Linked DNA regions of Homo sapiens: region 1 is linked to region 2. A link is an interaction called in ENCODE POLR2A ChIA-PET data of the cell type or tissue named here. Cell type or tissue: endothelial cell of umbilical vein. All regions are shown on one strand. Links, peaks and the distances in the headings refer to the core of each region. The heading gives the core; the rest is flanking DNA.

Region 1 (15,327 bases), core at 8,553-11,052, 330 kb before region 2:
GGTGAAACCCTGTCTCTACTGAAAATACAAAAAATGGCCGGGTGGTGGCTCATGCCTGTAATCCTAGCACTTTGGGAGGCCGAGGCGAGCGGATCACGAGGTCAAGAGATGGAGACCATCCTGGCCAACATGGTGAAACCTCGTCTCTACTAAAATACAAAAATTAGCTGGGTATGGTGGCGCGTGCCTGTAATCCCGGCTACTCGGGAGACTGAGGCAGGAGAATCGCTTGAACTCGGGAGGCGGAGGTTGCAGTGAGCTGAGATTGCCACTGCACTCCAGCCTGGGGACAGAGCGAGACTCCGTCTCAAAAAAAAAAAAAAAAAAAAAAATACAAAAAATTAGCCGGACGCGGTGGCGTGCTCCTGTAATCCTAGCTACTCAGCAGGCTGTGACAGAATTGCTTGAACCTGGGAGGCAGAGGTTGCAGTGAGCTGAGATTACACCATTGCACTCCAGTCTGGGTGACAAGAGTGAAACTCCATCTTAAAAAAAAAAAATCCTACTTCTATTGTAGTATATACCTTTGCCTAATTAGAATGTTTTAATGAATGTTTTCAGAGCACCCGTTATATTGATTTCTAATTTCAGAGTTATCTTTAAGAGGGAAAATCACAAATGCAGGGAAGTTACTATTCAGGCCGTGGACCTTGATGCTCTTATAGACTCCATCTTTCTTTTTTTTTTTTTTTTTTTTGAGACGGAGTCTCGCTCTGTCGTCCAGGCTGGAGTACAGCGGCGCGATCTCAGCTCACTGCAAGCTCCGCCTCCCGGGTTCACGCCATTCCCCTGCCTCAGCCTCCCGAGTAGCTGGGACTATAGGCGCTCGCCACCACGCCCCTCTAATTTTTTGTATTTTTTAGTAGAGACAGGGTTTCACTGTGTTAGCCAGGATGATCTCGATCTCCTGATCTCGTGATCCGCCCGCCTCGGCCTTCCAAAGTGCTGGGATTACAGGCGTGAGCCACCGCGCCCGGCCTAGGCTCCATCTTTGAAGCGCCTCCCCACACTGCGGTCAGGAGAGTAAGGATCAGAAGTGGGCTTGGGTAAATCTGGTTATATTCATCAGGTGGATTGAGGAAAGATTATTGGAGGGCTTCTTTATAGAATTAAGGGAACCAAGAAGATGTGAGGAAATCTTCAGGGATCAGAACAGTGGGAATCTTCACTATTCCTAGGCATTAAGGGAAAAGAGAAGGGGCAGAATTGCCAGAATTTGGCAAGAGTTCCAGCAACGGGAGAGGAACCACCCACTAGGAGCTGTGCCCATGGGAGGAACACAGGCTGTCAGGGAGCAAGTAGGAGAAATACTGTACATGCATCTGCCTCTCTTCTTTGTGCCCTCTTATCTCCTGCTGCTGTCTTCCATTGGCTGAATCCAAACGGGAGCCAGGGGCCAAGTGATTTCTTTCCAGGGAGAAGAAAGGCAGATAATGGATCTGGAAGTGCAAATGCAGAATAATCTGCATTATCTGATTGTTCTTATAATTATAGTGATATCTTCCAGGAGTTTGTTGGGTGATGAATTTCTGTACTTTTTTTTTTTTTTTTTTTTTGAGACAGAATCTTGCTCTGTTGCCCAGGCTGGAATGCAGTGGGGCGATCTCTGCCCACTGCAACCTTTGCCTCCCGGATTCAAGCGGTTCTCTTGCCTCAGCCTCCAGTGTAGCTGGGATTACAGGTGCCCACCACCATGCCCAGCTAATTTTTGTATTTTTAGTAGAGACAGGGTTTCGTCATGTTGGCCAGGCTGTCTCGAGCTCCTGACGTCAGGTGATCTACCCGCCTCAGCCTCCCAAATTGCTGGGATTACAGGCGTAAACCACCGCACCCGACCGATGCTTCATAAACTTTGAATGATAGGATAAGTTGAAGCCTGAGTAGCTGATAAAAAATAATATTTACCTCAAGATATTTTTTATTTTCTCACATTGGGAGCACCACCACTGCAAGGAAGAGTATGAATAGGTTTGCCATAAACTGCTATGACGGAGGAAGTCTAGGTTCTTCCCAATAGATGCATCTCAGTGAGACTAGTATATAGAAGGCTCACCTTCTGTCAAAAAAGGGTGAGGAGGCATCTGGCCTGGGGAAGAATGCGATGCAGCTTCTGGCTTTAAGCAATAGCTTGGTTCATTCTAAATAGCCTGATAAGGCTGCAGTGATATTTTCTGGCTTTGTTATCCCAGTTTGTTTTTCTTGGAGACTTCATGAACTATATAAATAATATTTCATAAATATTTTTCTAATTATACCAATAGAATGAATTCTCTTTTAAAAATACATATGCTGGGACAGGCACAGTGACTCACGCTTGTAATCCCAGCACTTTGGGAGGCCAAGGAGGGTGGATCACGAGGTCAAGAGATGGAGACCATCCTGGCCAACATGGTGAAACCCTGTCCCTACTAAAAATACAAAAATTAGCTGGGCGTGGTGGCATGCACCTGTAGTCCTAGCCACTCGGGAGGCTGAGGGAGGAGAATTGCTTGAACCCGGGAGGCAGAGGCTGCAGTGAGCCACGATCTCGCCACTGTACTTCAGCCTGGCAACTGAGCGAGACTCCGTCCTAAAAAAAAAAAAAATGTTGACTTCCATACAAGTGTTGGAATATCCCTCTAATACTAGTGGTGTGCAAAACTGTGCAGGGAACACAAGTTACTGGTCTACAAAAAGACAAGCTTGCACCAAAGTATAATTAAATGCACTGCTGCCTTCACTAAGAAACTATTCCTACTATAATCAGTCAATGGAAATAAAGATGCTTAGTGATATAGTTATTTGCCTTCTGGCATAAGCTCCATATCTTGAAACAGACCAGACTATTAACTAACATTTATAAATTAGCACTGGGTTGCAGACCACGCTTTGAGTGGCTGTGCTTTACAGTCTTATGCCTCATAGTTATTTACGCCAAAACAGAATGTATCCACTGACAATATCTACATACATTAGTACTACCTTGGATCAGTAGACAGCTAACTGGTTCTGTTGGACTAAGAGTTTACATAAAAAGCAAAAAGAAGATTCTGATTTTGTAAATTTTGGTGGCCAGTGCCTGATAAACAAGACTCAACTAAAATTCATAGCATTTGTCCTTACAGCTAATGCCTGATGAGGCTATTGTAATACTAACTGTGTTGACCTTTGAAATACCTAATAGGTAAAATTTTGTGGAACAAGTACTTTTGCCTCCTTCTTTGTAGGATGAAAAGGGGGCCGCAGGAGCCGAGGAGACATAGATGCATTTCTAGCCAGGCATAAATAACTGAAACTAGGGTGAGGCGTGGTGGCTCACACCTGTAATTGCAGCACTTTGGGAGATCCAGGCGGGAGGATCACTTGAGGCAAGGAGTTCAAGACCAGCCTGGCCACTATGGTGAAACCCTGTCTCTACTAAAAATACAAAAAATTAGCCAGGCTTAGTGGCAGGCACCTGTAAGGAGAATCGCTTGAACCCGGGAGGCAGAGGTTGCAGTGAGCCAAGATCTCACCATTGCACTCTAGCCTGGGCAACAAGAGTGAAACTCTGTCTCAAAAAAATACAAAAATACAAAAGTTAGCCAAGCATGGTGGCACATGCCTGTACTCCCAGCTACTCGAGAGGTTGAGGCTGGACAATTGCTTGAACCCAGGAGGCAGAGGTTGAAATGAGTGGAGATTGTGCCACTGTACTCCAGCCTGGGCAACAGAGTGAGACCCTGTCTCTAAATAAATAAATAAATAAATAAATAAATAAATAAATAAAATAACTGAAACTGGGTTCAAAGAGCTTGGAAAGTAAAGTGGTTAGGGAAGTTCATTGGCAAGAATGTCAGGGATTCTATAAATGAGGCATTTTATCTCAGTTCCAAGAAAAGTCAGAACAGAAGAGCAATTGGGCCATGAAGCTCACTTGTATGGGAAAGAGACTGTCTTTATAACCTGCTTAGGTAAATAAAGAGAAATAAGTACTTTACCATCCAAAGAGGAGGCTGATGGAGCCTCCAGCACATGATTATGGTGGAGGAAAGTATGCCTAGCTCTCTGCTTTCTGTAGATATCTAAACCCCAAATTTATATCCCACCCCACTCCAGGCCATGCTTGCATGTAAGGGGCAACTTGTACAGAATAGAGAAAAATTGTTAGCCCAAGCAGTCTGTAGTTGGTTCCGACTCCTCACACTTATATCACATAAACAACAAACATATGGAAAGACATGGAAGTTCTAATCATCCTCCAGAAGAACAACAAAGAACTCAAAGTTATCAGTGCATACAGAATGAAAGGTACAGAACAAAAGAATAGAGCAATAAAGTCATGCCCTTGGCTTCATCTTTAGACCATGTTTTGCTGACAATGCCTTGGGTCTGATGTTTTCCTAGAAGACTTTTTTTTTTTTTCCAGCTAATGTGCCGTGGCAGAAGCCTTTTCTTTTCTTCTCTCTTTCTCTCAGCAGAATCAAAGCCTTTTCTTAATTACAGCATTATCTGTCATCTTGACAGGCTGGTAATGAGAAGCAGTTTTATTTTTGAATATCCAACAAGTCCTAAAGTATTCTTTCTTTAGTTTATCTCCCTGCTCTCTTATTTTACTATAGGCAGCTAGAAAAAGCCAGGTGGCATCTTCAATATATTGCCTGGAAATAACCTTAGCTAAATAAGCAAAATCGTTAGGTATATTTTCTACTTTCCACATTTTCTTTCTTTCTTTCTTTTTTTTTTTTTTTTTTTTTGATATGGAGTCTCACTCTGTCACCTAGGCTGGAGTGCAGTGGCTTGATCTCGGCTCACTGCAAGCTTCACCTCCCGGGTTCATGCCATTCTCCTGCCTCAGCCTCCCAAGTAGCGGGGACTACAGGTGCCCGCCACCATGCCAGGCTAATTTTTTTTTGTATTTTTAGTACAGACGGGGTTTCACCATGTTAGCCAGGATGGTCTCGATCTCCTGACCTCGTGATCTGCCCACTTTGACCTCCCAAAGTGCTGGGACTACAGGCGTGAGCCACAGCTCCCAGCCTCTTTCTTTCTTTTTTCTTTTTCTTTCTTTCTTTCTTTCTTTCTTTCTTTCTTTCTTTCTTTCTTTCTTTCTTTCTTTCTTTCTTTTCTTTTTTCTTTCTTTCTTTCTTTCTTTAATTCATTAGGTATATTTTCTACTTTCCACTCTTTCTTTCTTTCAAATTCATTAGGTATATTTTCTACTTTCCACATTTTCTTTCTTTTCTTTTCTTTTTTTGAGACAGAGTTTCACTCTTGTTGCCCAGGCTGGAGTGCAATGGTGTGATCTTGGCTCACTGCAACCTCGCTCCTCACCCCCATCAGGTTCAAGCGATTCTCCTGCCTCAGCCTCCTGAGTAGCTGGGATTACAGGCATGTGACACCACACCCAGCTAATTTTGTATTTTTAGTAGAGACGGGGTTTCACCATGTTAACCAGGCTGGTCTCAAACTCCTGACCTTAGGTGATCCACCCACCTAGGCCTCCAAAAGTGCTGGGATTACAGGTGTGAGCCACCGCGTCCGGCCTACTTTCCACATTTTCACAACAGTGTTGCTAAACTTTCTGTCTCTAGATAACAAAAGTCCGGTTTCTTCCAGCTTCTAGTAACATTTTCCACACTCTCCATTAAGCATCACTGACTTTGGGACTTAGTGACAGGCAGCAGTTGTCTTCAGGTGTTTTTACTCATATTCTCCTCAAGGTCTTTTCAGTTTCCACTTGCTGTCAAGTCCCAAAGTCACATGGTTCAGAATTTATTAATTATGGCAGTATCCCATTTTTAAGTAAGAAAATCTGCATTTGCTTGTACCCATTCAGGATTTATTGCCTCTCAGCTCCAAATTCACCCTTTTTGCCTGCTTCGTGGAAATGAATCTTGAGTCCTTGGTTTTCTTTTGCCAATTGGCATTGAAGCTTTGTCAGTAGAGGGCAGTGGAGAGACATTGCGGAAGAAAGTGAGTTTTGCTTCTTTCTTCCCATGTATTACTTGGCCTGCTGCTTCCCCAGTGCCTAGCTCCTACATCACGCATGCCTTTCCCCTGCATCAGTCTCCTGCAGCACCCAGCAACAACTAATTTTCCCTGGCATCTTCTTTGAGTGTTTTGTAGTAGAGTGCCCTCAGTGAGAGACCTCTCCACGAAGAGCTTTTCAAGAAACCCTTGAAGATTAATTTCCAAAAAATTCCAGAGGACAGATTTCAAGCAAATTCTGCTGGCATAGCACCATGAGCATTTCTCTGCTATTCCGTGAGTCACAGCCATGCTCTCCCCAACAAGGTCTGGATCTTAGCCAGGGGTGGGGTGAGAGGTAGAGGGCACTTCTTTTAGTGCTTTGTTTCAGCCCCAGGTGAGGTCACTTCTATGTTCAAATAACTGTGTAATTTCTCTCTCCTGATTGCACCAAGACTGATACATACCTAACTATTGTTACATAACAAATCATACTAAAATGCAATGGCTTAACTTAAACAACAATTATCATTTATTCTCTCTCACAGATGTGTTGGTCAGGAATGTGAGCAGAAAACAGTGGGGACAGCTTGTCTCTGCTCCATGATTTCTTAGGACTCAACTGGAAGACTATAAGGCTGGTTGCTGAAGGCTGGGCATGGTGGCTCACACTTGTAATCCCAGCACTTTGGGAGGCCAAGGTGGAAGGATCCTTTAAGCCCAGAATTCAAGACCAGCCTGGCCAACATGGCAAAACCCCATCTCTTCAAAAATTTTTTAAAAATTAGCTGGGCATGGTGGTGCATGCCTGTAGTTCCAGCTACTCAGGAGACTAAGGTGGGAGAACTGCTTGAGCCCAGGAGGGTGAGGCTGCACTGAGCCATGTGCATACCATTGCACTCCAGCCTCGGTGACAGAGCAAGACCCTGTCCCAAAAAATGGAGGGAAGCTGGTGGCTAGAAATAATCTGAAGAATCATTCACTCACATGCCTGGCAGTTGCTGCTGGCTATGGACCGGAGGCCTTAATTTTTCTCCATGTGTTCTGCTCCTATGTCCTAGTTTAGGCCTTCTCAGAGCGCCATGACTGAGTTCTGAGGGCAGATGTCTTGAGAGAAAGCTGGTGGAAGCCTCTACCACGTTTTATGACCTAACATTGGAAGTCTTGGTGTATCACTTCCATCATGGTTACAGGCCTATCCAGATTCAAGGGAAGGGAATGTAGACCCCCACCCCTCAAGGAAATGTGTCAAAATTGTATTAAAATAAGACAACGTGTGATGAGATATGTTGGTGTGGCCATCTTTGGAAAATACCGTCTGTCTCAAGTATTTTTTTATGGCTGAACCCTAACCACTCAGAAGCCCCTATCACTTCAGATTCAATTTCTTCCTAACTTGTAAAGAAAGATTAGAGAAAATAAAATAAATATTAAGGAGGTTTTTAGAAAATATACTGCCCAGAAGTTCATGAAACATTGACTATACTGTGCCTCACAAGAAGCAGTGTATAAAAGACAATTGGATTAAGACATATTTCAGTTGCAATTTCAGATTCACATTACATTTTTATATTATTCACTGTCAGGTATCCCAATTTTTTTTTTTTTTTTTTTGACACGAAGTCTCGCTCTTGCTCCCCAGTCTGGAGTGCAATGGCACGATCTTGGCTCACTGCAACCTCCGCCTCCTGGGTTCAAGCGATTCTCCTGTCTCAGCCTCCCGAGTAGCTGGGATTACAGGTGCGTACCACCATGCCCAGCTAATTTTTTGTATTTTTTAAGTAGAGATGGGGATTCACCATGTTGGCCAGGCTGGTCTTGAACTCCTGACCTCAGGTGATCCACCCACCTCGGCCTCCCAAAGTGCTGGGATTACAGGCGTGAGCCACCCCACCCGGTCTATCTCAAATATTTTTAACCTACATTTAGAGGTTTTCATTTCCACAGAAAATGTATACATAGACTTCAACAGGAATAGGGAACTACTAGTGCAAATATTCAACATGTGCATATATTAAAATATATACTGCCAATTTTGCATATGATTGAATTGCACTTAGTATATAGGAAAAGTATAGTTGCATTGAAAAGATTAAAATCTACAAACAGTAATCCAATTTTAAAAAGAGATGTTTCCCGTTTAATTTTAGAGTAACAGATGAGGAAATTACAAATTTAAAAATGATAACTCTCCAGGCCAGGCGCGGTGGCTCACGCCTGTAATCCCAGCACTTTGGGAGGCCGAGGTGGGCGGATCTCTTGAGACCAGCCTGGCCAACGTGGTGAAGCCCCATCTCTACTAAAAATACAAAAATTAGCAGGGCATGGTGGCAGGCGCCTGTAATCCCAGCTACTCGGGAGGCTGAGGCAAGATAATTGCTTGAACCTGGGAGGCGGAAGTTGCGGTGAGCCGAGGTTGCGCCGCTGCACTCCAGCCTGGGCAATAGAGCGAGATTCTTCAAATTTGTGTACCATCCGTTTAGGCCCTTATAGTTTAATTATAGAAACTCAGTGGCACTCCTTGCTACTAGAATTTTAAATTGTTTCTCTCTTTCACAGTTCAATCCTAGAAAAACCATTGCAACAAGGTTCTTTTTCTTTTTCTTTCTTTTCTTTTTTTTTTTTTTTTGATGATTTCATTTTCACAGTCCTAGAAACGTATTTTTCAGTCATAAAATGTACACTCTTATCTTTAGAAATAACTGTTGCCGGCCGGGCGCGGCGGCTTACCCCTGTAATCCCAGCACTTTGGCAGGCCAAGGCGGGTGGATCACCTGAGGTCAGGAGTTCGAGACCAGCCTGGCCAACATGTTTAAACCCCGTCTCTACTTAAAATACAAAAAATTAGCTGGGCGTGGTGGTACGCACCTGTAATCCCAGCTACTCGGGAGGCTGAGGCAGGAGAATCGCTTGAACCCAGGAGGCGGAGGTTGCAGTGAGCCGAGATCGCGCCATTGCACTCCAGACTGGGGGACAAGAGCGAGACTTCGTCTCAAAAAAGAAATAGCTGTTGCCTCCCACAGTGGGTAATATTTGCAGAAAAGCATCTGAGAGCTCTAGAGAGAGGAGAGACAGGATTATCACTATAGAGCATAGGCGACCCTACAGGGCAGAAGACAGTGATGTTTACTGAACTGTGTAACGAAATGAAACATGTAAGGATGACTTCCGGTGGTGAAATCACAGTTCGGATAGTCTGAGGAGAAGGGGGAATGCCTAGAAATCCATGTACAGAACAGCCCCACTCTGTTGCTATGGCCTCCTCTTGTCCAGAAAAGTTCCCACTGGCCCTGGGGCAGCATCAAGTTGGAGCTACTGCATCAGGACTTAAGTCACAAAGAGCAAAGTGACCCCACAGGGTCAGGGTCGTAAGCAGAGGTCTATGCGAGTCAGGAGGCCTGGGTCAGAGGGAGAGGGCAGGGCCGAGAGCGGGGAGTTACTGGAGGAAGGGGAGAGGTGACGTGGAAACGTCTCCTTCATATCTTGTTCCTCAATTCCCATCTTGGTCTCCAGTACTGTAAGAATTATTCAATTCCGCACTAACAGTTGTATTCTTCTACCTTTCCATTCTGTAATCAGTGAGTTCGGAGCTCCTGTTTAGTCGGGCAAATTCCAGAGAGAACTTTTGCGGCTGGGATTCAGCCAGAAGGCGAGCCGTAAGCCGTGATTACTCATCATGTATAGTTTCAAGGATTTTTGTCACAGTGTCAGGATGGCCGAGTGGTCTAAGGCGCCAGACTCAAGCTTACTGCTTCCTGTGTTCGGGTCTTCTGGTCTCCGTATGGAGGCGTGGGTTCGAATCCCACTTCTGACACAGCCTGATCTTTTGTTTTTCCCTACCAGATTTGTACCGAAAGTTTCGCCAAGGAATGCCACAATAGTTCAGCCGTTTCTACCTCCAAGATTTCCCTCCCCAACCGATGTTCGCCAAACAGGGTCTCGCAAAGAGAGAGGCATCTCTCTTACATCAAACCAATCGACAAAGGAAAACCCCACATTTACAGAATCCTGGGATATTTTCAGTGCCATTTGGACGCAGTCCCGCAGCACTGTTGGAGATCATTTTCTCCTGCGAGAAAGTAAGCAGCGGATTTCCATCTATTGGTCTGTGAATCCGCTAACATAAAAATTAAACAAACAAAAAAAGAAAAGAAAAGAAAAAAGGCACGAGAAAAAGGTCTCCGTTCTCAGAGAGCCCTGTAGGAATGTTCCAGATTCCTGTATATCGTCTGTCTCTCTGAAAGGGGAGTCGGACATTGATCTGACCAGCAACTGTCGTAAACTCACACCGCTCTAGCAACGACGGTAACACCCAGTTCTTTTCCTTAGCCGTTCAACTGATCAGTCAACTGATCAGTGACTAAAATCTTCACTGCTTTTCTGCACACGTAAAATAATCTGTTACAAACTTCTACCAAAAGATTTCCTAGGTTACCTCTAAAACCTAAGAGGAAAGAACCCTCAAGATTATGACACTGCTGAAAACAAGTTTGGGTCATCAATAACAAAAGAAATAATCATCCTGTTAAAAAGAAACTAAGTTTAAAGCTTCTTCTGAGATTGCTTCTCAGAATTATCTGATTTGGATATCCTTTCTGTCTCTTGTTTTTGAAGATAAAAATTGCATTATATGAAGTATACATAGATTGAAATCTTGGGCTGAAAATCAGGGTCTTAGGTTTTTTTTGCAATATTAACATTACCTGGGTTATCCTCCTGTATAACTTTTAAATTATTACCCAGCAATTCCACTTCTAGGAATCCACCTCAGTGAAATTCCAGCTCAGCTCCATGATTGACCTTGCCAAGTACAGTCCTTCTAGCATTTTGAGGTAGCAGATTGTTAGAGGCAACCTAGATGTCCATCAGGTATACTGCCTATGGTTTTCATACTATGCAGCAGCCACAAGTGACCAAGCAGGTGTACATGTAGCAGGATGAGTGGATTTTTCAAACCGTGTTGAGTAAAAGAAAAGAAGTTAGGATTTATTTTTTTTTTTTTTTTTGAGATGGAGTCTTGCTCCCTTGCCCAGGCTGGAGTCCCATGGCGCAATCTCGGCTCACTGCAACCTCCACCTCACGAGTTCACGCCATTCTCCTGCCTCAGCCTCCGGAGTAGCTGGGACTACAAGCACCCACCATCACGCCCGGCTAATTTTTTGTATTTTTAGTAGAGACAGGTTTCACCGTGTTAGCCAGGATGGTCTTGATCTCCTGACCTCGTGATCCGCCCGCCTTGGCCTCCCAAAGTGCTGGGATTACAGGCGTGAGCCACCACGCCCGGCCAGAAGTTAGGATTTAAATCACGCAAATCAACAACGTATTTTTCAAGGATAGTTTATTATAATTTTGTCCGGGCGCGGTGGCTCACGACTGTAATCCCAGCACTTTGGGAGGCCGAGGTGGGAGAATCACTTGAGGTCTGGAGTTCGAGACCAGCCTGGCCAATATAGCGAAACCCCATCTCTACCAAAAACACAAAAATTAGCTGGGCGTGGTGGGACGCGCCTGTAATCCCAACTACTTGAAGGCTGAGGCAGGAGAATCGCTTGAACCTGGGAGGCAGAAGTTGCAGTGAGCCAAGATGGCGCCACTGCGCTCCAGCATAGGAGACAGAGTAAAACTCCATCTCAAACAATAATAATAATAATAATAATAGGCCGGGCGCGGTGGCTCACGCCTGTAGTCCCGCCCCTTTGGGAGGCCTAGACGGGCGGATCACTTGAGGTCAGGAGTTCGAGACCAGCCTGGCCAACGTGGTGAAACCCTGTCTCTTCTAAAAATACAAAAAAAATCAGCCAGGCATGGTAGCGCGCGCCTGTAGTCCCAGCTACTCGGGAGGCTGAGGCACAAGAATCGCTTGAACCCAAGAGGTGGAGGCTGCAACGAGCCGAGATCGCGCCACTGCACTCCAGCCTGGGTGACAGAGTCAGACTCTGTCTCAAAAATAATAATTTTAAATATTTTAGAGAGGGTGCCTGTATGTTGGGAGAGAGGAAAGGGCTGTATGGTGGGCATGACAAAGAAAAACAACATAACAGTAAAGGAAAAAGAGAGAGAGAAAGAGAAAGATTTCATTGACCGATAACAAAAATGAGCCATGGATAGTTTGATTAATTTACCTCTCCAAACCTGACGCCTCTTCTTCCTTTCTTACCCGCCTCCATGATTAATTCCACTTTTTCACTCTTCTCACCTCTGCACATTCACAAGCACCTACCACCCTTTCTTGCTCCAGGAACCTCTTAAAATGATAAAATTATTAATTATTTTTCTCCATTCTCCACCTTCATCTTTTCCAACCATTCTTTTGAATTGGGGCAGTTCATTTTTCTGTTACTGATTTTATTTCTGCTTCAAAGTATTCACAGTGTATTTTGGGCTAGGTGGGGGAACCGGAAAAGTAAAAATAAAAATATTGCATGACTTTTGTTTCTCTCTACAAAGCACCTGCTTAGGACGCTGAATACTGAGCTTTGAGGGTCCCTCTAGCCAGGAAACTGTTACGGAGCCAGATGGTAACTTAGGAAGCACTGTTCTGAGTATTTGCCACTTTCCCTATTGTTTCATTTCTGAATTAACCCGAAAGATAGCAACATAAGGTATTTTGATGATGCTATGTTTAGCATCATTTAGAATAGCACCGGGCAAAATAATAAATACCGTTGTGAAAACCAGGAGCGTACGCCACCCATCCGAGGTCTTTTCCTCCTTTGTCGGAGTCAGCGTCTGCTGACTACGAGTTACATAATGAAACTTAAGGAGTAACAGTGCGTGTCAGGATGGCCGAGTGGTCTAAGGCGCCAGACTCAAGTTGCTACTTCCCAGGTTTGGGGCTTCTGGTCTCCGCATGGAGGCGTGGGTTCGAATCCCACTTCTGACACAGCTATTTTGCCCCTTTAATCCTAGGATTGGGGGACTGGGTGCCGTGGTTTACACCTGTAATCTCAGCACTTTGGGAGGCCAAGACAGGTGGATCACCTGAGGTCAGGAGTTCGAGACCAGCCTGGCCAACATGGCGAAACCCCATTTCTACTAAAAATACAAGAATTAGCTGGGAGTAGTTGTGGGTGCTCGTAATCCCAGTTACTTGAGAGGCTGAGGCAGGAGAATCGCTTAAACCCGGGAGGCGGAGGTTGCAGTGAGCCGAGATCATGCCATTGCACTCCAGCCCAGGCGACCAAGCAAGACTCCCTCTCAAAAAGCCAAGAGGAAAAAAAAAAAAAAAAAAAAAAGCAAAAAACCACTAGGATTAGGGGACTAAGCGGGGAGGATTGTTTGAGCCCAGGAGTTCCACCCCGTCTATAGAAAAAATGAGCGGTGCTTGGTGGCGCGCGCCTGTAGTCCCAGCTACCTGGGTAGGAGAATGGCTTGATCACTTGAGCCCAGGAGCGCGAAGCTTCAGTGAGCTGTATGATCGCGCAACTGCACTCCAGCCAGGGCGACAGCGCGAGATCGTGTCTAAAACAAACAAAAACAGGAGAAAAGGGCTTGAGATGTAGATTTTACCAAAACCATTTTGCAACTACCACCTTTCAGGAGCTTTCCCCAATGCTTCCGACCACATTTTAACTTAACAAGCCCGTGAGTGGGACTTACGTATTCCCTGTATAATTATTTTCAGCATCTTAATGGTTTCTGCGAGGGTATGCGATAGGCTGGAGTATTATTGCACAATCGTCTGGTTTCCTTCCTCAAGGTCAAACCACCACCACCACTTCCCCCCACCCCCTCCCGCCTTTCTTCTTTCCATGTTTCCCCGTTCTTCCTCTCCCTCGCTTATCTAGACCCCCTTTGATTCTTTCTTTGGTGATGGGAGAAGGGATGTGAAGTGAAGGGACAGGATGTAGGTTATTACGGGACGCATGTAAGAGAAATATAAGACCATGATGGATGAACAGAGAGATCTTCGTCTTGATTTAAAACTCTACCGAGTAATATATATATATATATATATATATATATTTTTTTTTTTTTTTTTTTTTTTTTTTTTTTTTTTTACAAATCCCTCGTTTTGTTAAGGTGGGAGACATACATCCAATATTTACTTTCCATTCTGTTCCGTAGTAATGTTTTCAATTACTGCCCCAAATTAGCAGCTTTCAGAAACTTCATTTCCTACAGAAATGAAACAACGAACATACACGCAGAAGACAATCCAAACATACTCGAATGTACTGGCAAACAGCTATTGCAAGATCCTATTTTATGTACCCAACGATCAGGGGTGAATTGTTTTTTGTTGCTGTTGTTTTTGTTTTTGGTCTTCAAATGGAGAACTTCAAATGTTACCGGGAAGTGCAAAGTCCTCCGTTCTTGTTTTTTGGTTAAAAGAATTTAAGCAAGAGACAAACAACAACGAAGATAACACCTTAAGGCAGTTTATTGCAAAAACGAAAGTACACTGAAAGCTGAGTCAGAGCAGGCTTCTTGAAGATGAGACAGCGCCAGCTGGCACTGGGGCAATCCCCTTTTTGGGATTCTTTTTTAATTTTATTTTTATTTTATTTATTTATTTATTTGGAGTGCAGTGGTGCAATCTCGGCTCACTGTAACCTCCGCCTGCCAGGCTCAAGCAATTCTCCTGCCTCAGCCTCCGGAATAGCTGGGACTACTGGAAAGCGCCACCACACACGGCTAATTTTTGTATTTGTAATAGAGACGGGGTTTCACCATCTTGGCCAGGCTAGTCTCCAATTCCTGGCCTTGTGATCCGCCCGCCTCGGCCTCCCAAAGTGCTGGGATTACAGGCGTGAGCCACCGCACCCGGCCGGGAGTCTTATATGTTTATTCAAAAAGTGGCAGGCAGGAGGAGGTGTGACTAGTAAGCATGTTTTGGGTGATCCTCTGGGTGCACATGCGCTGTGGCTATACATGCTAGTACATCCATTGCATGTCTCATTAACATCTTAAATCTCCACCCAAGGGTATGTTTTTTACTATTATAATGAGCAAAAGGTTACTTTTGGGGCAAGCAAAACTGGAGCAAACTATACTCCTCTTGCCTTCTTGGGGTGGAAAGTCCCTTGTGGTGTTAGTTCCTGCTTGAGCCAGATAAGTTCAACTGCAAGAAGGGTCCAAGGGCTCTTGAAGTCTCAAATGCGGCTGATGTGTTACAACAGTCATGGCCCCCTTCCTGGGTGTGCCAGAGATGGAGGCCAGCCTGGAGCCCACCTCCCTGTTCATATTTAACTGTTGTTTATTATTATTATTTTGAGACAGTGTCGCTCTGTCGTTCAGGCTGTAGGGTAGTGGTGCGATCTCGGCTCACTGCAACCTCCGCCTCCAGGGTTCAAGTGATTCTCTTGTCTCAGCCTCTCGAGTAGCTGAGATTACAGGGTGCCACCACCACGCCCAGCTAAAACCCGACGGGGATTCACCACCTTGAGCAGCCTGGTC
Region 2 (15,327 bases), core at 5,994-8,493:
TGCCGCTTATGAATCTCTGACAAATAGCAAAGTGGAAAATTCCTGCTCTTGGCAGCTAAAACTTGGATTGATCACAATATTTCAGGAAACAGAGAAGAAAGACAGTATTTCCCAGTTAGCAAGATCTTGAGTCTTATGATTTTTTTCTGACATTAAATCTGCAGCATAAATGGCATGAGTTTATTATTTTCAACAATTTGATTAGACATTTATTTCAAAGAAATTAATGAGTAGCCTACAATGTGCCCCATCCTGAGCTAGGCTCTAGCAGTAACAGATATCCTGAAAAAATGGACATGCCTGAGGTAGCAAAGGGCTCAACACTGATTTTTCATAATAAAATTACCCAAAACAGGGTGGTTATATTTTAAATTGACAAATGAAACCACAGAGATAAATACTCATGCACTATCATGGAAACATAGAAAAGGAGCAACTGTCACTCTAAATAATGAGGAAAAGCTTTCAGAAGAAGTGATAACTGATCCTGTAGCAGTATGAGCCGCAGACAAAACCTCTCAGACACTGAGTTGTAGAAGGAAGGGCTTTATTCAGCTGGGAGCATCGGCAAGCTACTGCCTTAAAATCCGAACTCCTCAAGTGCACAATTTGTGTCCCTTTTAAGGGCTCACAACACTGAAGATTTCACATGGCAGGGTCGTGATTGATTTGAGCAAGCAAGGGGTACTTGACAGGGGCTGCATGCACCGGTGGTCAGAGAGAAAGAGAACAGGGCAGGGAGTTTCACAATGTTTTTCTCTACAATGTCTGGACTCTATGAAAAACATCGGTTTCTAAGTCATGAGTTGATTTTTAACTACTAGGTTTAGGCCAGGCAGGCCCAGGTCTGGTTTGGGGCCTGGCGCCGGGCTACCTGTCTTTGATTTCACTTCCTTCTTTTTTTCTTAAAACAGGTACTGAGTATAAAACAATATAAAACAATATGAGAGGGTCTCTCTCTTCCCTCAATCCAAGACTTAATAGATGAAAAGTAAGAAATCGGCTGATGAGAGATGGAGGGGATAGGGGAATCTGGAATTAGAGGCAGCATGGAGAAATAAGTCAGTGTTTCGGGAAACTCCAAGGAATTCTAAATTTGAGGCAGGGAGTAGGAGAAAATAAGACAAAATGAGAAAATAAGGGTTAGACCAGGAATAAAGAGGACGATCTTTCACTTAACACTTTGGTGTGATGTGCTGTGGAGAGTTGGGAAAGTTTGAAGAAGAAAAATTATATTTTCCATTTCAAGCTAAAGTCTCAATGGCTGCTATGCAAATAAGAAATTTAGGGAAACAAATATGGAGACAAAGGAGCAAGGAAGGTTTTTCTGCATACGGTTAAGGTAAGGCCTCAGAAAACCTAATACTTTAATTGGATTACCTCAAAGAAAGAAAAGAGTCAATAGAGTAGATGTAATCATTGAAACGATTAACCAAGGAAAGTTTCTATAAACAGAAGCCTAGTATCAGACTTCTGAGCAGTAATATAAAAAATTAGATCAGCATTAAAAAATAAAAATAAAGTGTGAACCAAGAATTACATAACAAGCCAAGCTAATCTTCAAGAATCAAGATTATGGAAAATAACTAGGGAGGCTGAGGCAGGAGAATCGGTTGAGCTCAGGAGGCGGAAGTTGCCGTGAGCCCAGTTGTGCGATTGCACTCCAGCCTGGGCATCAAGAGAGAGACTCCGTCTCAAAAAAAAAAAAAAAAAAGATAGGACGACAACTAAACAATATCCTTTTTTCAAATTAAGGTATTAAGTGTTACTTAATACCCCCTCTAGCAGGTGGAATTATCTTGATGACTGCTTGGGTTCAGCGGTGACGATCTACAGTTTGTATTCAGACATATTTGTTGCGTTCACAGCGTTCACAGATGATTGATATAAATGATGAAAAGCTAACACCCACTGTGGCCCGTTCGGGGATCCAACCCGCAACCTTGACATTATTAGCACCACGCTCTAACCAATTAAGTTAACCGGCCACGACGCGAAGTTCACTTCCCTCTTAACAAGATATAAAAAAATAAACGATTTTTTCCCTCTTCAACTTTTTTTTTTGAGACGGAATTTCGCTCTTGTTGCCCAGGCTGGAGTGCAATGGCGCGATCTCGGCTCACCGCAACCTCCGCCTCCCGGGTTCAAGCGATTCTCCTGCCTCAGCCTCCCGAGTAGTTGAAATTACAGGCATGCGCCACTATACCCGGCTAATTTTGTATTTTTAGTAGAGACGGTTTCTTCTTGTTGGTCAGGATAGTCTACGAACTCCCAACCTCGGGTGATCCGCCCGCCTTGGCCTTCCAAATTGCTGGGATTATAGGCGTGAGCCACCGCGCCCGGCCTCAAGCAATTTTCTCATTCGAGTTCAAAATGGATCATAAAGCAGCGAAGACAACTCGCAATATCAACAATGCACTTTGGCCCAGGAACTGCTAATGAACGTACAGTGCAGTGGTGGTTCCAGAAGTTTTGCAAAGGTGAGAAGAGCCTTGAAGATGAAGAGTTGTAGTGGCGGGCCATGGGAAGTTGACAAGACTAATTGAGAGCAATCAGCGAAGCTGATTCTCTTACAACTACGAGAGAAGTTGCCAAATAATTCAACGTCGACCATTTTACCGTGCGGCATTTGAAGCAAATTGGAAAGATGAAAAACCTTGGTAAATGGGTACCTCATGAGCTGAGCGAAAAAAAAAAAGGGCCGTTCTGAAGTGTCTTCTTCCTTTATCCTACGCAACAAGGAACCATTTCTCCATCGGATTGTGACGTGCGATGAAAAGTGGATTTTATACGACAACTGGCGACGACTAGTTCAGTGGTTGGATCGAGAAGAAGCTCCAAAGCACTTCCCAAAGCCAAACTTGTACCAAAAAAAGGTCATATTCGCTGTTTGGTGGTCTGCTGCTTGTCTGATTCACTGTAGCTTTCCGAATACCCGTGAAACCATTACATCTGAGAAGTATGCTCAGCAACTCAATGAGATACATCGAAAACTGCAATGCCTGCAGCCAGCATTGGTTAACAGGAAGGGCCCAATTCTTCACAACAACGTTGACTCGACTGCACGTCGCACAAATAACGCTTCTGAAGTTGAGCGAATTGGGCTACGAAGATTTTCCTAATCCATCATATTCATCTGACCTCTCACCAATCGACTACCACTTCTTCAAACATCTCCACAACTTTTTGCAGGTAAAACGCTTCCACAACGAGGGGATGCAAGCATTTTCTGTCCAATCCCGAAGCACAGATTTTTACCCTCCAGGAATAAACAAACTTATTTCTTGTTGGCAAAAATGTGTTGATTGTAATGGTTCCTATTTTGATTAATAAAGATGTGTTTGAGCCTAGTTATAATGATTTAAAAATTCATGGTCCGAAACTGCAACTACTTTTGCACCAACCTAAATGTTAATTTTAACGAATTGAAAGTATGAAGGAAGAAACACACTGTGGATAAAAATATACTAAAAAGAAAAACATATTAAAAGTTATTAGGTTTGAGTATATCCAAAGAATCCTCCTTTCATTCTGCTATGGATTGCTGCACAGAAGAGAAAGTTTTTTGGGGTGTACTGGTTAGCACATCTGCCTACAAGAAAGGGGTCTCAGATTTGAAACTGATTAAAGCCATAGCTTTTCCAAAAAGATTTCTCACTTTATCGAGAAATACAAATATTCACATTCTCTAAATGCCAAAGTCTTCCCGTTCTCTCTGTTGTTCCAAACTTAAATATGAAAAGTTTTCCCAGTTCTTCTGGAAAAAGGACTCTGCCAGATTGGGTCTAGGCCATTTTGTCATTTAGGCAAAAGGTGCTGTTAAGTCTACATATTACCATTATACACACACACACACACACACACACACACACACACTCTGTGATCCTTCTCTGAAAACACTTATATGTTTTGAGGTGTTAATTTTGCCCACTTTGAAAACTAAAATAGGTAAACAATTTGTCAAAAGATAACATGTGTGTTTTAAATTTATATGGTTAATAAATCAGTTCCTACATTCCAACATTTAATGTCAATTATGATTTATGGAGTAACTTTATTAAATTTGTGCCTCCTTTCACCTTTACTGTTTGTTTTTGCACACTTTTAACTGCTGCATGATTTATCACACATTTTGGCCAAGATTCTTCCCCTTAGTGAGTTATGTCTTTATTCACAGTAGGAGGAAAACGTGATTCTACAGAAAAATGTATTTTCATGTATTTTATGATATTAAAATAATAGAGTGACATTAAATTTTAATTAAATAATATTTTATAATGTGACATATTATAAATTATTATAATAATAAATAATATAAGTAATAAATAATATTTAATATTAAATATTATTTTTAATAAATAATAAATAAATAATGAATAATTATGACATTAAAAATAATAGAGTACTCATTACTAATCCATGCACACATCAGTACACAATATAAATATATAAGAAAATACAATGAAACTGAAACTATGGTAGATTAACAGACTGCAAAAATTAGTGATGAGCTCACAAGTACACCAATAAAAATGTACACACCCATGATAAATTGGAAATGATACTTCCAAGGCACAGGGAAGCTAAACGCATTTCTCTATCCATTCATCCATTGGTGAACACAAGAATTCCATATCTTGGCTGGGCGCCGTTGCTCACGCCTGCAATCCCAGCACTTTGGGAGGCCGAGGAGAGCCCAGAAGTTCAAGACCAGCCTGGGCAACATGGTGAAAACGCGCCCCTACTAAAAATACAAAAAAAAAAAAAAATCAGCGGGGTATATTGGCATAGGCTTGTAATCCCAGCTACTCGGGAGACTGAGGCACAAGAATCGTTTGAGCCCGGGAGACAGAGGTTGCAGTGAGTCAAAATCGCACCCTGGGCGACAGAGAGAGATTCTGTGCCACCAAAAAAAAAAAAAAAGAAGAATTCCATATCTTGGTGGTATGCAGATAATCTCTTGGACATACTGATTTCACTTCCTTTAGCTATATACCCACTAGAGAGTTTGCTGGATCATATGGTATCTCTATTTTTAATTTTTTGAGGAACCACAATACTGTTTTCCATAATAAATGTTATTAGTTCTTTAAATAGTTGGTAGAATTCACTAGAGACGCTACAGGTCCTGGGCTTTTCTTTGATGGGAGATGTTTTTATTGCTGATTCAATTTCCTTATCTACTATTGGTATGTTCATATTTTCTGTGTCTTCATGATTCAGGCTTGGTAGGTTGTGTATGTCTAGGAATTTTTTTTTCATTTTTCCCAGTCCTTATCCTGCCTGGCAGACAACTGGACACACTCGACTCCCGGGCCCTCAGTTTCTTCCCTTCGAGCACCGCCCAGCACAAAGAGCGGGCCGTTTCCAGGGTTCAATCCGCTGCCTCCCGGCTATTTTCTTGTGGTAATTTTCTGCCTCCCAAGAGATGGAGATCACAGAGCCTTCTGCTGTTGGAGAAAGCCTAACAGAGGGAGTACTTTAAAAAAAATGTCCTCTACTGGGGGGCTGTGTAAAATTTCTGTGCTGTGTTTGAAAAGAAAATTTTCCCCAAGTCGCAGTATTTTCTTTGTATGACTCGTGAACTCCGATATTACTGATTTTAATAAATAGGAAAGCTTATCAACCTTGATAATTTCCTGAAAGAAAAGATCAATTCGATGTTACCAAATCTGGGATATCCAGAAAAATTTTCTTCTTCTCCTAGGAGAAAAACTATCAAATGTCAGGGCTTCTGTAGTGTAGTGGTTATCACGTTCGCCTCACACGCGAAAGGTCCCCGGTTCGAAACCGGGCAGAAGCAACCTGTATTTTTGAGGAATCCTTAGCTGAATTTCTCAGTGCACGTTTTTAGAATTGCACCCCCGCACCATCTTTAGCCGTTTAGGAGAGAAGGTTCTCCTTGTCACCTGTGGTGTGCATATAAACCGAAGTACACCTGCCGCCTTTCTCCCACCAGAGCCCTTCCTGTTTTCGACAAGGAAAAAGCCCTCTTCAAAGCCAAGTGTCCGTGGCTACTCGGGTGGACATGAACAGACCCGAGCAATTTTTTGCCGAACAAATTATTATTATTATAATTGATGCTCTCATCGCCTGATCCCCACAAAGACCTCAAGGACTTGGTTCGCAGGCAACTTGAACGATCTTTCCGCTCAGGAACATTTTTCCTGGAGGGTCAAGGCGAGGCCGAGACTTTGCCGAAAGCCACCCTTTCCGGGAGCACTGGGCCAGAACCGCCCCTCCAGGTGCAGGCTGGGCTCCAGTCGCTCACTCGCTGCTCGTAAGCCTCGCTCCATGGGATCATCACAAGGTTCCACTGAGACTCAGGACGCTACAGGAAGATTTGGAGTGGGATTAGGGTGTTTTCCTGTGTGTACATGTACTGAGGTCCTCGAAAGGAACCTGGGCTGGCAGATGTTCTTGCTGAGCTTTCCTCCCTACCGGGACTCAGAGTCCAGCTCGGAGATTACTGCACTCAGGCCAAGGCCAGCCCCTGTGGGTAAATGGAGCCTGCCGGCTCTAGATATATGGAACCGTTTGCGGACTTTTTTTTTTTTTTTTTTTTTTTTGAGGTATAGAAGGAGCCAAACAGCCACTTGCCTCTTTTACGATTTAGTCACGAAGAGATCAACCAGAATCCTAGAAAAGTTATTCCCAGGTGGGATGAATTCATTATATGAAGGAAGCGGCTCTGAGTAGAGCAAGTGGTAGACTGTAATGGATATGATGGTGTTCTACCTAGAACCCAATGGTTTTCTACATTGCCCAATGTTTTGTGGAGCAAGGTACTCAGACACCCAACATCCTGGAGTGCTGTTTGCTGCTAACTCAAAGCTCAGCTCTTCCCAGGAATTGTTCTAAGCTAAAAAGCTACCCTGTTTAAGGTTATATCTTTTCTCTGGGATCAGCCTACATCTAAAGCCACGTCTATGAGTGGGTACAATGACCCAGCTCCTTTTCCCCAATTCAGGACATTTCTAAAGGATCATTGTAGCTCCAGAGCTCCCCATGGGAATGGTTGAGTCCTCTTTTGTATATCATTCCTGGATACACAATAGACTTCCTTCATGAAAACTATATCCTGGAGTCTGTTTCTCATAGAATACAATAACCTAATGCAATCTTTTTTTTTTTTTTTTTTTTTTTTTTGAGACGAAGTCTCGCTCTGTCGCCCAGGCTGGAGTGCAGTGGCTCGATCTCGGCTCACTGCAAGCTCTGCCTCCCGGGTTCACGCCAGTCTCCTGCCTCAGCCTCCCGAGTAGCTGGGACTACAGGCGCCTGCCACCACGCCTACCTAATTTTTTGTATTTTTAGTAGAGACGGGGTTTCACCATGTTAGCCAGGATGGTCTCAATCTCCTGACCTCGTGATCAGCCCGCCTCGGCCTCCCAAAGTGCTGGGATTACAGGCGTGAGCCACCGCGCCCGGCTAATGCAATCTGAATATAAAACCGAATATAGTCCCCTATAGTCTATTTACAAAAGACCTACTAAAAGCAGTATTTTAAAGCATGTATCAGATTTGCCTCTCCTAAAATCAGAATTATACAATAGCTTCCCGTTCTACTTGAATTAAAGCCAAATTCCTAAGATCTCCTACAAGATCCTATATACTCCGATCCTTCATTTCTCTCTGATCTCATCTCTATTACTGTCTCCCTCTCTTGTACTCTGGCCACATGAACCCTTTTACTGTTCCTCAAACATTCCATGCAAGTACCCACCTTTAGACTTTTATAGTGGTTGTACTCTGCTTGTGACACCTCACATGTCAGGTGGCTTGATTGCTCCTTTTCTTCCAGTCACAATCTTATTAAGGCTATACTAACAACTCTAGCTTTCCAACCTACTCTCATCACTCCAGTTCTTCCTACCTGCCTCTATTTACCAATCACATTTAACACCTTCTTACACATTTTATAATTCACATTTTTATTATGTTTGTTATTTATATCTGTTTCCATACTCTATGAGGGCAGATATTTCATTGGCCCGGTACTAGTGATGTGTTGCTATAGTTCCCTGATGCCTGTCAAGTGTCTAGAACTGGACCTGTGCGGTTGTTACACAAAGTTAAAGAGATCTTTTTAAAACGTGAATCTGGCTGGGCGCGGTGGCTCTCACCTGTAATCCCGGCACTTTGGGAGGCCGAGGCGGGTGGAACATTTGAGGTCAGGAGTTCCAGACCAGTCTGGCCAACATGGCGAAATTCCGTCTCTACTAAAAATACGAAAAAAAAAAAAATGGCTGAGTGTGGTGGCGCATGCCTGTAATCCCAGCTACTGAGGAGCCTGAGGCAGGAGAATCGCTTGAACCCGGGAGGTGGAGGTTGCAGTGAGCTGAGATCGCTCCACTGTACTCCAGCCTGGGAGACAGAGTCAGACTCCGTCTCAAAAATAAATAATAAACAAATTTTAAAAATGTGAATCCGTCCATGTGACTTTTCTGCCTAAAATCCTTGCATAGTTTCCCATTGTTGTTAAGACCAATTCAAAAATCCTTAACTTGGCCTATAGTGATCATAGTTCTTAGTTTAGACTTAATGTAGATCAATTAACACCTGATAATTCCTTTTTTATTTTTATTTATTTATTTTAGACGGAGTCCTGCTCTGTCGCCCAGGCTAGAGTGCAGTGGCGCTATCTTGGCTCACTGCAAGCTCCGCCTCCCAGGTTCACGTCATTCTCCTGCCTCAGCCTCCCGAGTAGCTGGGACTACAGGCGCCCGCCACCAAGCCCAGCTAATTTTTGCATTTTTAGTAGAGATGGCGTTTCACCATGTTAGCCAGGCTGGCCTCTAACTCCTGACCTCAGGTGATCCTCCCACCTCGGCCTCCCAAAGTGCTGGGATTACAGGCGTGAGCCACCGCGCCCGGCCAATTTATTTTTAGTGCCCCATCCACTTACCATCAAGTATTCTGATTCATTTATAGTAATCTACTAGAGGGTTTTGCATCATGTATTGATAAATGTTCTTTCTTCCTCAGACTTCATCTCCTACTACTCGCCCTGTACCACTCTGCAGCTCAGTCTTAATCTCCAGACAGAATGACGTGTCTTAGTTCCTGTCCCTCAGGTGTTTCTGCCCGTGTTGTACTCTCCTAGGTGCACAAAATAAGGCCACTGTTGGCTCCTTCTCCGTGCTGTCCCCTCAGCCCCTTCCTTCTCCCGCCTGATTCTATCACATTCCCTTTACGTCATTACTTGTACCCCCAAAACAATGTTCCAGAATCTAGTATGCCCCAACTAGACAATCTACATACCGATTGCCTAGTTTCGCTTCGAATTTGTAGCAGGGAATTCAGGAAGAAGGTGTAGAAATGTGTCCAGGATTGGCCGGGCGCAGTGGCTCACGCCTGTAATCCCAGCACTTTGGGAGGCCAAGGGGGCGGATAACCTGAGGTCAGGAGTTCGAGAACAGCCTGGGCAACACGGTGAAACCCCGTCTGTACTAAAAGTACAAAATTAGCCGGGAGTGGTGACACATGCCTGTAATCCCAGCTACTCGGGAGCCTGAGGCAGGAGAATCGCTTGAACCTGGGAGGCAGTGAGCCGAGATCGCGCCATTGCACTCCAGCCTGAGCAACAAAAGTAAATCTCCGTCTCACCGGAAAAAAAAAAAGCAAAAGAAAAGAAATGTGTTCAGGATCATATTAGTGCTAAGTATAGTTAAAACAAACAAGCAAGCAAAAAGAGTATTGGGATCAACCCTCTAAAGCACAGTGTGACAATGGCCATCAAAATTGCCAATGTACATGTTCTTTGATGCAGCCTTTCCACATGTGCGAAGTATCATGGCATACATCAGATACGGTGTATGCTCATAGATACCAAAAATTTGCAATAGGAGGATGGAAGTCTAAGCTATGCCTATTAAACTATGGTATATACTCATATAGCTGAATACTATGCATATTTAAAAGAGAATGAACACTTTTCTGTTGTGATATGAAAGAATTGCAAAAATATATTCTGAGTTAAAAAAAAAGCAAAGGATTTAAAAAGTAGATAAAATGCCACTATTTGTGAAGAGAAAAAAGAAAACATTTGTTTAACTTTGGCTATGCGTTAAAAATCTCTGGAACGATAAAGAAGATATTAAAAACAATTGTAATATTTTTAGGAGACAATGGCTGGGTAGAAAGATCGGTTTAACCGTCCCTGAAGGGTGAGTAGAGCCACATTTCTAGAATTCTCCAATACCAAGGTCTTCAAAGTGGGCTTTGATTTGAGGTCACTCTGGAAATCTGAGGCAACAGGTAGGGAAACTTCCAAATGGAGGCTCCGGGCATGAGAAACCTGCCTGGGACGATCTCGACGGTGGGACCATCGAAAACAGACTCGTCGGGAATATCCTTCAGGTGCCAATTTCTGGGTTGTGTTAGTGAACGGCTCTTACAAAACAAGGACTCGCTAATATTTCACCGAGTCTGATTCATTGTCTGCACGTACTGATTACCAGACATTTAGAAAGCAACAAATGTTTCCATGGATTCCTGGACTATTCGCCGCAGTTTGAAATTTTTAAGCGTCCTCTTTCAACTCTAGGAACACGGCTTAAAAAATAAAATAATAAAAATAAATAAATAAAAAATGTTATTTCCTTGTTTTGTTTTTGTTTTAAGAGAAAGTTTCTCATTCTTTTTATTAAGAATCTAAAGCAACTAAGAAATTGTTTCTTCTTGTGAGACAAACAAGAATTATATTGCTGAATTTAATGCTTTCCCAAAAAAGGATGAGTGTCGAGATTAAGGGCGGGGGGTGGGGGGGGAAGAGCTGCACCCAGCGTCGGCTGGTTAGCTCAGTTGGTTAGAGCGTGGTGCTAATAACGCCAAGGTCGCGGGTTCGATCCCCGTACTGGCCACGTATTTTCCCCAGTAGTTTTTTATGGCAGTTCTGCAGAAACTCGTCGGTTTTCAGCCAGCGAAGGGCTACGGATAATTAACGATGCAAATCGTCGGTTTTCAGCCAGTGAAGAGCTGAGGGTAATAAACAATGCTCTCAGATGGTCCAAATTCGCTGCCATCATTTCTTAATCCATCTGAATTCTAACTCCATTCCCGAATCACCCAAATTTCTACATCTTCTCAGGTAAAGTTCTTATTCTTTTCCACTAGGTGTTAGGGCTGGGGACAGAAAGCTGTTCAGGGCAGAGGACCCAAGATTGGGAGCTCTGCCTAATGAAAGAAAAAAAAAATTAGAAGATTACTGGCTTTTTAAAAATTATTTAAATGAAGCTTACTTGATTTCAAATTGTCCTCCCAAATTGCTCCTGAAACCAACCTTCTTTCTCAAATTGGCAAGAGATACAAGATAGAGAGAACAAATTCTTAGGAGATTGTTATTATATGTCTCTGAAGACTTTTTTAGATTTAACTGACAGAAAAGATTGCCCTGAGAGGAAGCTATCGCTTTGAACATGGAACACAGACTTGGTGTGTTTTGTTTTGTTTTGGTTTGGTTTCTTGTTTTGTTTTTAGGAAAGGATGAGCTAGAAAGGAGTCGAATCTAGCCTCTTGTGATTAATAAACATGCACCTTGCATACTGCTTCCAACTTGAAAGGGCAATTCAATATTTCTTCTCTTTATCTTGTATCTCTTGTCAATTTGAGAAACAAGGTTGGTTTCAATAGAAATTTGGAAGGACAATTTGAAATCAAGTAAGCTTTATTTAAATAATTTTTAAGACGCCAATAATCTTCTAATTTCTCATTTTTTGTTTCCTTCGGCAGGACTCCCGATCTTGGGCCCTCTGCCCTGAACAGCTTTCTGTCCCCAGCCCTTACACCTGGAAGAAAAGAATAAGAACTTTACCTGAGGAGATGTAGAAATTTGGGTGATTCGGGGATGGAGTTAGGTTTCAGATAGATTAAGAAATGATGGCAGGGAATTTGTACCATCTGAGAGCACTGTTAATCACCCTCAGCTCTTCGCTGGCTAAAAACCGACGAGTTGCATTGTTAATTATCCTTAGCTCTTTGGTGGCTGAAAACCGACGAGTTTCTCTAGAACTACCGAGAAAAAGTACTGAGGAAAATATGTGGCCGATATGGGGATCGAACCCACGACCTTGGCGTTATTAGCACCACGCTCTAACCAACTGAACTAACCAGCCAACATTTTGGGTCTCTTCCCCCACACCACTCCCCCTCCCCATTAATCTAGACCCTCATCCTTTTTTGTGGTGAAAGCATTAAATTCAGCAATATAATTCCTGTTTGTCTCACAAGGAGAAACAATTTCTTAGTTACTTTAGACAATTCAATATCATATTACCTCTGATCATTCTGGGTAGTCTTTTCTGTCCTGTATAGGTTCCATACCTGCACATACTCATGAATATTAAGCTGAATACTTCAGAAGTTCTTTCTGGAGTTATCTCTTATTACAGCTCTCTTCTTTCTGGTATGCTATCATATTCACTCTAGCTGCCCCAGTCTCCCAGTCTATCAACTCCTCATCAACTCTGGGAGTCCACCAGGCTCTGCTTGGGTTCTGCCTTTCTGCATTGGGGCCTGGAAATTCAAGGCCTTAGTTAGGGGCTAATCCTACTGTTCACCTCCCCCTCTCTCCAATCATTCATTTTTTCCCCTGTGATTAGGGGTTACTATTCTTCCTTACCAAATACTGTATGTCTTGAAAAGTGTCATTTCATCTTTTTTGTTAGGTTTTGGTTCTTTACAGCAGGAATGTAAATCTGATCCCTGTTATTCCAACTTGACTGGAATCATCTCCCAGTTATTTGGAGGATGAAGAGCTATTTGGAGGAGCTATTTTCTGCTATGGGTTGCAGGCTTTTGGCACCAGAGAGGACCCTGTTATTATATAAGTGCAGCGGCCTGTCTTCCAGGGCTGTCCGGAGATCTTGGAGCCTCAGGGTTCTTGGGGCAAGCAGATGTTGAGCTGTGTCTCCAGGCTCCGACTGGGACAACATGTCTGAAGAGTTCAGGCTACAAGCCCCAGGGTGGCTAAATTGCCTGCTCTTCTTTTGGGTTTGCCCTGGAATGCTCTGTTTGACTGATTGGAGTGGGCACAGAGGTAGAGAGAGAGCTTGGGGGAGGGCAGGTTCTGGGACTAGGGGTCTGGAGGGTCAAATGTAACTAAAATGGGCATTCGGATCTCTGCTGGACATGAACTGGTACGTGGCATCCACGCACTTTTTCTTTATTTGTGCCCTGTAGCCACCAGTAGATATCCTTCACCTGAGGAAATTGGAACACCTTCGCCTCGGGGCTCTATGGGCATCTTCTGGTAAGCGAATCTGGGTGGTCCTCCCAGCTTCTGTACCTAGGAGTCCCAAGGGTGATTGCCATCTGGCACAGCCTAGGGGATTGCGAATGGATGAATGGGACCCGCCCAGAACCTGAGTTCCCCACAGCAAGTCCGCTCAGTCCCTGTCTTAAGCCATCCCTGTCCTTCCCCACAACAGAGGGTACGGAGACCAGTGATCTGTGTGAACTCGCTTGTGGACTAGATGATTTTTGATAAGTTGTTCGCTGATTACCTTTAAATTACCTTTCTTGTAAAAGTTACATTCTACCTCTATCGGTGGTGGTGTTAGAAAGAGTTGCTTGTGTACATCTTTAAAAGCTGTTTTGTTTGAAATTCTCAGGAGATTGAGTATCCTAGTTGCTTTTATTATGGCATAAATATTTAGCCACTAATTCAATTATATCTTATGTTATTTATACTAAAATTATAAAATCCTAGTAACCCTACAATTGTATCGAGATAAGAAGGCTTTTGTTCACCATTTCAAACAGTTAACGTTCTAATTTTAAAGTGTATTTGGAGAAATTGAATTTAGCATTTTTATTATATTCTCTGAGAACTTCTTTAGTTTCACTGAGAATCATTTCATGTATCTGATTTTGTAAATCAGTTACCCTTTTAAAAAATAACAATTTTTCACTGTATTTGTCTTTTTCGTTATTTTCTCTATGAACTAGCTAATACGTCTTATTTATTGGAAGTAATATAAAGTTTCCTTTTAGGTATAAATCCATATTCCAAGCACACTTGCATTTTTTTCAGTGAAAATTTTAAAAAGAGAGAACAGAAATAAATCTATATAAGAAATATGTGGGCCGGGAGCGGTGGCTCACGCCCGTAATCCCAGCACGTTGAGAGGCCGAGGCGGGCGGATCACGAGGTCAGAGGTTGAGACCAGCCTGACCAACATGGTGAAACCCCGTCTCTACTAAAAATACAAAAATTAGCGGGCCGTGGTGGCGTGCGGCTGTAGTCCCAGCTACTCGGAAGGCTGAGGCAGGAGAATTGCTTGAACCCGGGAGGCGGAGGTTGCAGTGAGATAGGCCACTCCACTTTCCACTCCACCACTCCAGCCTGGGCGACAGAGCAAGACTCCGTCTCAAAAAAAAAAAAAAAAAAGAAAGAAAGAAAGAAAGAGAGAGAGAGAGAGAGAGAGAGAGAGAGAAAGAAAGAAAGAAAGAAAGAAAGAAAGAAAGAAAGAGAAAGAAAGAAAGAAAGAAAAATATGTGAGTGGATTTAGAGAAATTATATTCTGTAAATCAGACAGTGGTCAACTTACAACTATTTTCCCAGGTGGTTGAGACAAAAACACTTAGATTCCACCTCTACCAAACAACTTGATTAATGCAAAAGAAAAGGAGAATGCCAACACAGGAACTCTGCCCAGAAACTAAATCAGCAGAGACGTCAGGTTAACAAACTGTTGACAGTTACCCACCTCCAAAAAAGAACTTCTCATTGTTATAAAGGTGCTTAAAATCTAAACATGAACCCTGTGCCTAGCCTACAATTTTTTCAAGAAACTGCAAAGAACCCTACACTAGTTATTAATATCAAGTTTCCACCCAAAATGGCCCAAGAATTTGTTTGAAATACTTAACATGTGAACTGAAATAAACTTGGCAAACTACAATTATGATGATTTTTGTTTTTTTTTTTTTTTTTTTTTTTTTTTTGAGACAGAGTCTCGCTCTGCCGCCCAGGCTGGAGTGCAGTGGCACGATCTCGGCTCACTGCAATCTCCGCCTCCCGGGTTCACGCCATTCTCCTGCCTCAGCCTCCCGAGTAGCTGGGACTACGGGTGCCCACCACTAAGCCCGGCTAATTTTCTTCTATTTTTTAGTAGAGACAGGGTTTCACCGTGTTAGCCAGGATGGTCTCAATCTCCTGACCTTGTGATCCGCCCACCTCGGCCTCCCAAAGTGCTAGGATTACAGGCGTGAGCCACCGCGCCCGGCCATGATGAAGTTTTATACCAAGAATTCAATGAGCCTACGCCTAAAGTTTCACCATTGTAATTTCCCAGGATGTCTTTCCTATATGGTATAGGAAAGACA

What was found. ChIA-PET counts read pairs that join two places held together with the same protein. Peaks named below come from ENCODE experiments on the same cell type or tissue, not always from the same donor. Only the 100,000 strongest peaks of a DNase experiment are listed, where the experiment ranks them.
Region 1: POLR2A ChIA-PET joins it to region 2 with 10 read pairs; 6 of 35 experiments call an interaction of 5 or more read pairs at or near these places.

What each region holds. Positions count from the first base shown.
Region 1 is chr6:27,600,053-27,615,379 of GRCh38, reverse strand. TRL-CAA2-1 (tRNA-Leu (anticodon CAA) 2-1) reads left to right here and starts at 9,635; the gene lies at 9,635-9,742. It overlaps TRL-CAA3-1 (tRNA-Leu (anticodon CAA) 3-1), which reads left to right and starts at 12,705; the gene lies at 12,705-12,811. RefSeq lists an enhancer at 13,285-13,785 and a cis regulatory region at 14,689-14,861. In endothelial cell of umbilical vein, for the core only: no CTCF peak of the experiment used is centred there; a DNase peak (open chromatin) is centred at 9,639; H3K4me3 peaks cover 593 bases.
Region 2 is chr6:27,270,746-27,286,072 of GRCh38, reverse strand. TRI-AAT9-1 (tRNA-Ile (anticodon AAT) 9-1) reads right to left here and starts at 12,113; the gene lies at 12,040-12,113. It overlaps TRI-AAT3-1 (tRNA-Ile (anticodon AAT) 3-1), which reads left to right and starts at 10,789; the gene lies at 10,789-10,862. It overlaps TRV-CAC2-1 (tRNA-Val (anticodon CAC) 2-1), which reads left to right and starts at 5,731; the gene lies at 5,731-5,803. It also overlaps the pseudogene TRI-AAT10-1. RefSeq lists silencers at 6,381-6,607, 9,421-9,591. In endothelial cell of umbilical vein, for the core only: no CTCF peak of the experiment used is centred there; no DNase peak of the experiment used is centred there; H3K27me3 peaks cover 256 bases.